3 separate regions of the Homo sapiens genome follow, and all the other regions are linked to region 2. The links are chromatin contacts, found by Hi-C or POLR2A ChIA-PET in ENCODE. All regions are on one chromosome and are shown on one strand. Each heading gives the region's core, a stretch centred on a gene start or an enhancer-like site at or near the end of the contact. The rest is flanking DNA. Distances are from core to core; before and after follow the strand shown.

Evidence for each region. Hi-C counts contacts between places; a loop is a spot of excess contacts on that map. ChIA-PET counts read pairs that join two places held with the same protein, here RNA polymerase II (POLR2A). Pooled maps may share reads with other maps.
Region 1: a loop to region 2 is called in a pooled map, with 2.7 times the contacts of the local background. The contact joins two enhancer-like sites. A Hi-C loop is called at or near these places in 4 of 50 pooled maps. POLR2A ChIA-PET finds 5 or more read pairs at or near these places in 2 of 52 experiments (PC-9 and activated CD4-positive, alpha-beta memory T cell).
Region 3: a loop to region 2 is called in a map of IMR-90, with 4 times the contacts of the local background. The contact joins two enhancer-like sites. A Hi-C loop is called at or near these places in 6 of 168 maps with a recorded cell type or tissue (Calu3, IMR-90, K562 and 3 more), 1 of 37 single-sample maps with no recorded cell type and 10 of 50 pooled maps. POLR2A ChIA-PET finds 5 or more read pairs at or near these places in 1 of 52 experiments (AG04450).

Annotation. Positions count from the first base shown.
Region 1 is chr2:207,503,386-207,507,308 of GRCh38, reverse strand. No RefSeq gene overlaps it. Among named protein-coding and RNA genes, the nearest start is that of CREB1, 25 kb to the left of the region's middle. RefSeq lists an enhancer at 3,711-3,770. Within about 2 kb of position 2,313, at least 14 of the 41 ENCODE cell types and tissues checked have a DNase peak (open chromatin) inside an H3K27ac peak, as active enhancers do.
Region 2 is chr2:206,798,352-206,802,362 of GRCh38, reverse strand. No RefSeq gene overlaps it. Among named protein-coding and RNA genes, the nearest start is that of MIR3130-1, 17 kb to the right of the region's middle. Within about 2 kb of position 1,747, at least 2 of the 41 ENCODE cell types and tissues checked have a DNase peak (open chromatin) inside an H3K27ac peak, as active enhancers do.
Region 3 is chr2:207,746,523-207,750,154 of GRCh38, reverse strand. CCNYL1 (cyclin Y like 1) reads right to left here. Exons shown (of 10, transcript NM_001330218.2): 8 at 2,942-3,108. Among named protein-coding and RNA genes, the nearest start is that of MIR4775, 6.5 kb to the left of the region's middle. Within about 2 kb of position 1,759, at least 3 of the 41 ENCODE cell types and tissues checked have a DNase peak (open chromatin) inside an H3K27ac peak, as active enhancers do.

The DNA of each region.
Region 1 (3,923 bases), core at 1,064-3,563, 700 kb before region 2:
CAGTTTTGTATAAGGTCTGTTTTCGTTATCTTACTGCTATGTAACAAACCACCTCAAAGCAAAGTAGCTTAAAACAGTCATTTGCTTATGACTGTGGATCTGCAATTTGAGCAGGACTCAGTGGAGCTCATGCTGGGAGTACAGGCATGAGCCACCATGCCCGGCGAGACAGACTGTGCTTTCTTAGATCAGGTATCTGGTCTTTGAGATGTCTGTTCTGGGTAGCTTTACACAATTTAGTCATTTTTGTATAAGGTCTGTGTTTTCGTTATCTTACTGCTATGTAACAAACCACCTCAAACAAAGTAGCTTAAAGCAGTCATTTGCTTATGATTCTGTGGATCTGCAATTTGAGCAGGACTCAGTGGAGAAGTCTGGCCTCTGCTCTTCATGTGGTGGCTGGCCTTGACTGGATAGAAGGATCCAATATGGCCTTCCTCACATGTCTGGAACTGGCTGTCAACTGGGGCACCTCGGTGTTCTTCTAGGTGACTCTCTAGCAGTACAGCAGTATACCCTGGACTTTCTTACATGGAGGCTTGGAGCTCCAAGGGGGCAAGATAGAGGTTCTAAAGCTTCTTTAGAAAGCCTAAGCCTAGCAATTAAACTGAGTCCTTTCTGCTAGAATCTCTTGGTCGAAACAAATAATGAAACCAGCCCAGATTCAAGAGGAGAGGAAGCAGACTTCATCTATTGATGGGAGGAGTGGCAAAGTCACAGCAAAAAAGAGCATGCAGTGGGGAGGGATTATTATAGCTATCTCTGCAACAGACTGCCACAGTCAGAAATGAGAATGCCAGTATTACAGTAGGAACCTCATATAATTGTCATGTGGACATAGACCTATCATTTATTGGATTTTATCCCTATCAGGACCAAAGTGTAATTTGGATAAAACACTTCCAAAATATTTTGGTTTACTAATAGAAGTGTGGCAAGATCAAACAGGGTTTTAGAAAGGTTTGTTGGTTATTGAAAAAATGTTTCCATTTCTTCACTGATAAAAAAGTTCAAAAATGGGGACAAGTTGAAAATAAGTTCATAAATATTTTTCTGCTGGTCTTCTTTAAATACATGAGTATTTTGATTGAAAGTTGATGTCAACTTTTGAAAGTCAGCATTTAAAAAAATAATGTTCTACCTATGCAATGTGAATTTCCACATAAAAGAGGTCATGTTTATAGTCTGTTTTTATATGTGGTATAATTTAGAGTATGAGAAAGAGACTCCTCTTTCCCTCCCCCATCCAATGAAATTTTTACCAGTGCCTGAAATATTACCAGGAGTGATTCACTATTTGTTTCAAGCATTGCTCACTTTCACTGGGTTTTAACATAGCAAATATTTCTTGGAAGGAAAGGACAGGAAGTAGCACTGTGGTATGAATAATTTAGAGAAGCATTCTTTCTGAGGTTCCTGGGTGTCTTTGGAGGAAGGCGGTTCTGAAAGGCAGGAGGTGGGTGTGGTGGAGCAGGGGAGGATGAAGAATGTGGGATAGAGGTACTGAGCCCACATTTCTCTACCTCACATAGCCTGCTGCTTAGGAGGCATGATTAGGCTGATGTGATTCTGAACCTACTTTTTATTTTGGATAGAACATATTGTACCTATAATATGGTATTCATGCTCTCTTTGTGTTTTTTCCTAAACACTTTTCCACAAAGGGTATTTATTTACCCTTAAAATTTTATCTCCAGTAATGTGCTTTAGGGCCTTTCTCTTATAATAACTTTTAGCTTTTGTGATTTTCCTTTGGAACTAAATATCCCTTTGAGCCTGTCCTTTTCATCCTATTTTCCAAGGTCTAAGACACAGTCCTGGCATTCTAGGGGCCTCTGAAATTGCTGGTCCACTGTGGGAAAATCCCGGCTTGGGCAGAGTCAGTGTTGTTTTGTTCGCCAGGTGTTGAATAGACTGCAGAGTGAAGCTGCCTCACAGCCTGTGTTTTCCTGGTTTGAATAGCAAGCTTAGTTACTTCATTGACTTTCTTAAGGGTACCCGGTTCCTCCTTTTAATTTATGCCTTTACCCAGTGAAAACTAAATCCAACTCAGAAACCCCTCATAATTTTATTCTAGGGAGTTACTTTTGTTTGAGGAGCTAATATAGTTACAGGACTGTGATTTTATTATTCCCACAGAAAGCAAAAAGCACGAGCCTGTTCTGCGGTTCAGATGAAAAGCTCTGTGACTAACAGGATTCTTTCTTCCTTTCTTTCTTTTTTTGGGTTCCATTTCTCTCATTAGCTGCCAGGTCGTTTCATGACAGTTCTCCCAGCTGAAGTGATTTATCACGTAGAGTGAAGAAGTGGGAACTGTGTCGTTTCTTTTTACCCCCTGACAGTGGGGCTTCTCCTCCTGCTGTCAGGGCACGCCAACAGCCCATTGCTTTGGTGGTATGGGCTGAGGAAAGGAAGCTTGACTTGTAACTATTGCGGTTCTGCAGAAGGCCCTGGCATGTAGGGCAGTGAGCCAGTGGCTGCAGTCTGCCTCCTGGTGCTCCCTCCTAAAGCCAAAGGCTCTTGGAAGAAAAGACTTAGTTTTGCAGCCAAACTAGAGGTGGAGGTCTTTCTGCGGTAGTCATGGTAATCTACTCAGTATAGATTTTATAGTTAAGCAGAGGCTGCCGTAAGGAAAACTGGGGCCAGAGCTGGACGGGCATTTGCCTCTTGAAAGGCTCTGCCTGTGGCTCCTCCTCCACCCCCAGCTGGCTGATAGGATCCCCAGGAATATCCACAGGCTGTTGAAGGCTCCTCGGTGTTAGTGTCCCATCCTGTCTTCCTTAGTCCCTCTTTTCTCCCCAACCATTTCATATTAGCAAGCACATTTTTTTTTAAACTTTTAAGTTCAGGGGTAATAGGTTACGTAGGTAAGCTGCAGGTTTGTTACACAAGTAAACTTGTCTCATTTCATCACCCAGGTATTAATCCTATTAGGTATTTTTCCTGATCCTCTCCCTCCTCCCACCCTCCACCCTCCAATAGGCCCCAGTGTGTGTTATTCCCCTCTGTGTGTCCGTGTGTTCTCATCATTTAGCTTCCACTTATAAGTGAGAACATGAGGTATTTGCAGTGTGACGAATCCAATAGTAGCTTACAGTTATGACAACAGCTGAAGAAGCTGGTGATAAAGGCATGTTTTGTCTTGATGTCAGTTAGAGGTCTACCTGAAAAATAGGTGAGCCATAGACAGTGAATAAATCAAACAAGTGCAAATTTGATAACAAGATGGACCAATAAGTTGTCAATAAGTGGAGAACAAATGTAATACAATTCCTGGTATTCTCTTGGAGAAACCTCTGCTTATGAGTCCTCTAGCTTTCAGCCTCTGTGCCTGGGCTCCATCTATATATCTAGACTCATCCCAGTTACTGAGCCAGTTATGACAAATAGGGAATATGTCAGTATACCAGAAAAGTATAATCCAGAAAAGAGAAACCCTGCTGAGCATTTGAAACAGAGGGAATATGCAGGGAACTGGTTATACAGGAGACAAAAGAGCTGAGAAGCCAAACAATGGATGGTGAGATAATCCAAAGAATTGTGATAGCAGAAAACCAGTACCACTTCTAAACTGGAGGTCAACAGGGAGGAGGTCGTATTTTTTTTTTTTTAAACCGAAGAGGAGGCACTAGGGTCATCTGTTGGGAGCTGGAGCCAGAGAAGAGATGCTGAGATACTGCCCAAGGCAGAGAGGGAGGAGGAAAAATATCCTGGGAAATACAGCTTGCAGTGGTCAGTCTCCTGGGACCCAGAGAACAGCAGCAGAGCGTGAGGACTGGCCCAGGCAGGAAGCCCCATGCAGTGTGTGCATGGGAGGGAGGGAGCTCAGAATCGAGTCTTGGCTGGGGGTGGACCTTGTGTCCACAGTTCTAGGGATGACTACTGCCTGCTGTGAAATCTACCAGTGGCAGCACCTTCTGTCA
Region 2 (4,011 bases), core at 498-2,997:
TAAACAGTATTTCCATAAAGATGATCTCATTAGATATAAAGTTTATCTCTGGTGAATTAAAGTTAATCCTGAAAATCTTGTCAACCACACATAATATATGGTACCTAATGTATCTGATACATTCTGAAACAGATAAGTGGATGAAATATTTTTAAAGCACCACATCTAGTAAGGCAGCAGAGAATTAGAAACGGATTTTATTTCTTGTTCTTCAATATAGTAATTGGTGACCTTGAGAAATGCCATTTAACCTTTTCATGTCTCAATTTTCTCATCTATAAATAGATATAATCATCACAAAGACCCGCTGTGAGCAATAGATGAGATAATCTTGAGAGCTCTAAAGCTCTACATATAACAGAAAGGCATTATTGGGATTAGGGCAGAGGATCTGCAGCTCTGCTGTTGCCTTGAACAATTTCCATGATTCTGTGACTCACTTTTACTACCTGCAAAATAGACACCGGAAGGCGTCTCTCCAGTTTTCCTTAGAAGGCAGAGTCTGTATAAGAGAAAAAAGCTGATTTCAGGGTCCAGCAGATTTAATTAGCTGCACAACCATGGGCCAACTCTCGAGTGTTAGAGAGGATAATGATGACTACCTCACAGGGTTGTGAGAATCAAATGTCTTAAAGGAGAACAGTGCTTAGTAAATAGCTAACAGTGCTCAGCCTGTACAATTGTTAGAATCAATATTGGGTTTCCACTGAAAATTACCATGGGGTTACCTTGCCGTTTACTGCCTAGGTCCAGTCATTTCTGAATAAGATTAGTTGCTATGGTTACCTTCCCAAAACACCACAGTTGAAAACGTGTTGGAGATGGGAATCGATGGTAGGAGGCTTTAGCGGAGGACACAAAGCAACTTCAGCCACTGAGACATTTTAATACATGTAAACTCCTTCCCTTGGAAACCTAAGTCACATTTTGCCAAAATGGAAATGAACTCAGGAAGTGGACTTTCAGAAGTTCTGCATTTGGCCAGCCTCCTTCCCCCATCACCAGGCCCTCAAGGACAGGTGCGTTCTGGCCCTGAACCAGCTCCAGAGCATCTCAGTTTCTTACCCCAGGATCTGGCAGTTGGAAAGATGTTGGTTGCCAGGCAGAATTCATCAGATTCACTTCCCAGATGCTATCGCTTCTGATGCCGAAAGAAAAATAGGTTGCCCAGCAATTGAGGTTGGAAAGGACAGGTGTAGCTGAGAAATGCACAGTGTTGCACAGAAAACAATAATGGGTTATTTTTGTTAAAATTCATTAGCATGCATATTTGTATATTCCAGGGGTCCTCACATCCCGCAAACATACTTAGTCTCTGGAGGGGCTAGCACTAACATCCCCGGTTAAAGTGTCCCCCACAGGAGTGTTATAAATGGTATTTGATCTGTCAGAATCAGTCACAGCTCCAACAGCTCTCAGCAAATGAATACAAGTTGGTCTGACCCTGCTTCCTGTTTCCAACTAAAGCAAACCGAAGACCTGAAGAGGCCTCACAGGCAAGAGTATTTTGCACCCGCTCCTAGTGAAAAGACTCTTTTCTGCCTGGTCTTTTTTCCCAGACATCCCAAGGAGCTGTCCTGCTCTTATTTGAAATTCAAACCAGAAGGAAGTCACCTCCGCAAATGCCAAGTGTCCAGCCTCCACTTCCATGATGATTCAGCACCACCTAGGGGCCATTGTCATTCATTTCTTGCCAGGCTCATTTCTTGCCATATTCATTTATTGCCACAATAGAATTCCTTTTTAAGTATTGCAGCTGCACCCGCCACCGCCCCCTCGCCACTGCCATCCACATAAGAAAAGTACAGAAGCTTCTCTACACACATTTTTCAAGACTCGGTTCCAGATCTACTTCAGCTGGAAACTCTGGTCCACTAGCTTAGCACACAAGGATCACTGCTGAGGAGTGTGGTTCACATTTACAATACACCACGGGGACTTCGCTTTATTATTATAAGAACTGCTATAAGCATCTACTACATGACAAGGCATATATAGTTATTTCTAATGTATACAATAGTCCTTCAAATTGGGTAGTAATCCATTTTACAGATGAAGAAACTAAGGCTCTGAGAAGTTAAGCAATTTATCCAGATCCCAAACCAGGGTTGACTTACTCTTTTCACTGTAAAACGCTGTCTCTCTAATCTTACTGTGCGTAGAGCCAACATGGCAGTGAGGGTGCTCATTTTAATGATTCTAAAGCAGAACATTCAAATAAATCTTGTCCTTCAAAGAAGTCACTTTGAAGCCTATTCTGTCATGCCAATAGCTAATGCTCATAACAATTGAGTCTCTGCTATAGGAACTGCCTTCAGAGCTATTTGTGAGCTGCACGACCTAATCTCATTACCTTAAAGTATGTTATATGTTTGAAAAAAATATGGTAGATACCATTGGAGGACTGAAGGATGTGCCATCCCAAAATTTGTATGTTGATTATTTCTAATGGAAAACAATGGAGAAATTCTAGTTTCAGAAAGGAAGAGCTGATCTATATCTTCCTGTATGGAGCAAGGGATAAAGAATCCTCTGGGACGGATACTCTTCGAAGGCCCTGAGATTTATCCATACCAGGATGAGAAAATAGCCCTTATCACCAGAGACTTGGAGGCTGCAAGGAACCCGAATAAACAAACTTACGAACAAAATAACCTTTATCTTCCACTTGCTTTACACCCCCTCATATATCTCCTGTGACTCCCCTAGAAAATTTTACTGTCCTAGCCAGATTTTCTTTCTCCTGTTGTTTCTTCTCAAATTTATCATTCTTTGTCTAAAAAGTATAAGAATATCTTACTTTGGCCTCTTGTTCAGACTTCACTTTCTTGTGAAGATCCCCAAGTACATGTAAAACTAGTAAAATTTATACATTTTTCTCTTGTTAATCTGCCTGCTGTCAATTTAGCTTCTACATCCAGCTGACCAGCCCACTAAGAGCTAACAGAAGGGTTGAAGTTGATCTCTGGTTCCCCGGTACCATGCTGTTCAAGCAGTGTAATCTCCCAGGTCCCTCCTCAGTAAATTTCGATTCAGTATCACTGGGACAGGCCCAACAGTTTGTGGTTTTGTCAAGTACATGTGACTGTAATCACCAGGAAAGCTTGAGTAACACTGGTGCGATGATACAAGCATGAGCTCTGGGGTCAGAAGGACTTGGGTGCAGATCTGGCTCTGCCTTTTTTCTAGTTGTGCACCCCTAGGAAAGGCAATTAAGGCCTTGAGTATCAGTTTATTCATCTATAAAATGAATATTAGTAATCATTAATAACCACCAAACAGGGGTGTGAAGACTGAATGATATAATGGGTGTGAAATGCTAGCACAGTGCCTGGCACATAGTAGGCACTTAATACATGGTCATTACTATTGTTAACTTAATCACCCACTCAGCTTAATGAATTTGCCCTATGTGACTTTTTGTTATTTCTAAAAATTAAATCCACAGTGAAAGGATATGAGGATACATAAAATACACTATCATAACGTATATTATACTTCATTAAAAAGTAAACAACTAAAGATCCTTAGGAAAAGTGATAGATGATAGATAGCCAGATAGGTAAATTTTAGGATAGGAAAATGTTCTAGAAATGAAAAACCAAACATTTAAAACAGTTTAACACTCAGGAGAATAACAAGTTTCTAGAAATACACACACACACACACACACACACACACACACACACACACACACACACACTGATACAAAAGGTAGAAACAATCCAAGGGCCCATCTGCAGATAAACAAAATGTGGTATATACATACAATAGAATATAATTCCATCTTTTTAAAAGGAAGGAAATTCTTTTTTTTTTCTTTGAGACAGGGTATCATTCTTTCCCCAGGCTGGAGTGCAGGGGCATGATCATGGCTCACTGCAGGCTCAATCTCCTGGGCTCAAGCCTTTTTAATTTTCTTGTAGAGATGGGGGTCTTGCAATGTTACCCAGGCTGGTCTTCAACTCTCAGCCTCTCCATCTTAGCCTCCCAAAGTGCCCGGGCGAAAGA
Region 3 (3,632 bases), core at 510-3,009, 950 kb before region 2:
CTGAGTTGGGAATGAAACCCTGAGGTGCTCAGTATCTACCGTCCTGGTCAGAACAGAATGTAGGAGTGAGCTGAATGCAATGGGAGAGGAAAGGGCTGGGAGTAGTAGTCGGCTACATGACCACACAGCTGCCCTTGCCAAATGCTTAAGCAAATAAACATAAAACTAGAGAAAATCTTAACCACTTTCACAGTAATCCCTATAAGGAGTTAACTGTATAAAAATGATAAATACCTAAACAACATATTTGGTTTCTTGGTTTCAAAGTTTTAATATTTTATCCACTGGGTAAGTCAACAAATGCTTGATGATCTCCTGTATGGAGAGCAGTTAATATGAGCAGAGATGTGGTTTTCTCATTTGCTGAGCTTAAAAACCCAACTGAACCTACTTCCAAAATTAATTTCCTGTTCATATGTCCATAAGCCTATAGAAATGTAAATCAGATAATGTTTTGATAATCAGCTAACCAGGACTTAATTTACTACAGCAATAAATGCACTTCACAATCCCTTTTATATTTTTTCCACTAATACATTTTAACTGTGTAGAAATATAGTACTTCATAGGATTAACACACATATTAATAGAGGTTTAATCACTGAAGAAAAGCATTATGCTTACAGAATATGCATCTTCTAGGTTTTTTGTTTTTTTTTAAATGGCTAGGTGGCTGAATAGCATACCCTTTACAGGCACAGCAAACCGTCTGAATAGCAGCTGCTCAGTTTAACTTATTCTTTTAAAGGGAAATATATTCTAACAGGACATGTAGCTGTTGAAAATTTTTAAGAAAAACCTGATAGACACCAATTTAAAATTGTTTCAATTTAGACTCAAAATGAGACCACTACAAATAGTCAACAGCAGGGGGATGAGACAAATGTATATTAAACAGTTTGTTGAAATGCTTTCCAAAGATCATAAACAAAAGCAGCCTGTTTGTAGCATAGCTCCTGGTGCTTCCCTGGGCATACACAAACAGCACTATTTAGAACTGGTCTTCTTGGAGCTGGCCCCTGCCACCACTGCTCCTGAAGCTTACATCTGTAGAAACCTGCACATTTCCCTGCAGGTTCTCTGATACTGTATCTTGAACTAGAGCACCAGTCAGTTCAGTTGCAGGTTTTGAGAACATTTTAGCTGCCATCATGGTAGGGCTAAGTGTTCATAATAATAAATTTTGCTTCCTTCAAGAAACCAGTTTGCAGACGGATGACAGCAGTGATCAAAGTCACTTTAGTTTCTGCAATTTCCAAAAGTACTTCCATTTGTTTCAAATTCATTTGCTGTCACACCCTTTGCTAAAACGGCTACCAGCAATATCACTAGGGCTGTTCGGTAAACAGTAAAGTGGTCAACTTCACCAGAAGCCACTTCAACAGCTACCACAATTACTGGTTCCTTTTTAGTCACAAGTATCCTCACTTCAGTTGTGAATATATGGTATGGTAATTCTGAATGACAGTCATATGGAGTAATGGGCAAAGGCAATAAAAACAAACTCTTGCCACTGCCTGTCATGACCTTGATCTTCCTCTGCTGCTCAACATCATCAAGAGGTGCTCCTTCATATTTTTCTAAATGCCACCCACAAAGCCATTCTCACTGTCTGGTGGGCACCCTGAGAGCCTTTGCTGGAAATGCCTCCCTGGCTCAGCCTGCCTACCAAGCTCCAAGGCCCTTCCCTTCACGGCCGACACGAGGCCAGCCTGGAAGGAACCCTGATGAAGCTGCTGTTTCAGGGTCATATTGGTGCCATCTGTGAGGAACTCCATGACTCAGCAAGGATCCTTGCACTCTCATAGGTAACTCAAGGCCCCCAAAGTGGTGCTGTGGTTGTCCGAGTGCCCAGGGAGCCTCTCGAGTGTGGTGAGCGTTGGATGATGCCCCAGCAGTGCTTCTCAGACCGCCTGAGGGGAACGCTGGAGCTTCCTAACTCAGGAGACCAATTTCTAAATACAAAAAACACTCCTAATGGGGAGGGGTCAGGGGCACAGGGATCTTCATATCTCAAGGCTTCTGTAAAAACAGACCTTCAGATAAAATGTGGAAAGACTAGCAAAAGCAAATATACAATGTGTGACTCAGGTTGAAGCTACGTAACTTCTCAATAGTCCAGAGGCCCTAAGACCTAATAGTGGCCAAACAATTATTTCAAAGGCCAGACATATGCCCTTTAAGGGCTGTTTATACCCTACTGGTCACATGAAAAGATATAAATGAATGAATGAATGAATGAATGAAAAAGAGAAAGGAGCTTGAACTGGCAGATAACTTTTTAAAAGCCATAAAGAGGCCAGGCGTAGTGGTTCATGCCTGTAATCCCAGCTCTTTGGGAGACGGAGGCGGGCGAATCACAAGGTCAGGAGTTCAAGACCAGCCTGACCAACACAGTGAAACCTCGTCTCTACTAAAAATACAAAAATTAGCCAGGCATGGTGGCGCATGCCTGTAATCCCACTGTAATCCCAGCTACTCAGGAAGCTGAGGCAGGAGAATCGCTTGAACCTGGGAGGTGGAGCTTGCAGTGAGCCGAGACTGCATCACTGCACTCCAGCCTAGGCAACCGAGCAAGACTCCGTCTCAAAACAAAAAATAAAATAAAATAAAGATATTTACTGTGCTATGTTGTTCTGGTAGTATACTTGTAAGATTTTTGCCAAAAACCACCCAAAAAATATTTTTCAATTTATCAAGCAGATTATTACACATCAAAACCTACCAAGTAATGATGGAAAATATGAAGTTAGTTTTTTTTTTTTTGAGACAGTCTTGCTCTATTGTGAACTGTTATACTAAAGATAGACAGATATAGTCTTATGCCTATTTCCATTATCTGCATAATGTAACCTTTAAAAATATTCCTTAAATTGTTAACTTTATAGGAATAAGATACTGGAAAATGGTTAGAAAGTTCACCAAAACCTTACAAACTCACATGTCCTCAACTGTAATGTCCTTGAGGATCTGGCAGTAGTCCACATTCCATACAGCCTGATCGTCCCAAACCTTGGAGGCAAGAAGAATGGCTCCCAGAACAATCCTTTTCCAGTTGGTGGGACAAATGTCGATTTCAGCATAAGTTAAAAGCCTTTCTAAGTAAACCTGTAAAATAGAGCACTGGTCTTTGATTTTAGTTCAGTTTAAATGCTTTGATAAGCTTTTTTTTTTTTTTTGAGACGGAGTTTCACTCTTGTTGCCCAGGCTGTAGTGCAATGGTGCGATCTCGGCTCACAGAACCTCCGCCTCCCAGGTTCAAGTGATTCTCCTGCCTCGGCCTCCCGACTAGGTGGGATTACAGGCATGCGCCACCATGCCCAGCTAATTTTTGTATTTTCAGTAGAGACGGGGTTTCTCCATTTTGGTCAGGTTGGTCTCGAACTCCTGATCTCAGGTGATCCACCAGATCCTCCCAAAATGTTGGGATTACAGGCGTAAGCCACCGCGCCCGGCCCCGAAATGCTTTGATAAGAATTCATGACTGACAAATTTCTTTTGTTTTTGACCAGAAAATAAGTGCCTTTTATTCTTATGTTCTACAGAGACTTTGCTTACTCAGCCAAAGCAAGACACTAAATCACAGTTGTAGGTCAGATATCTCTGCTGCCTATTCTGCCCATATACATTTC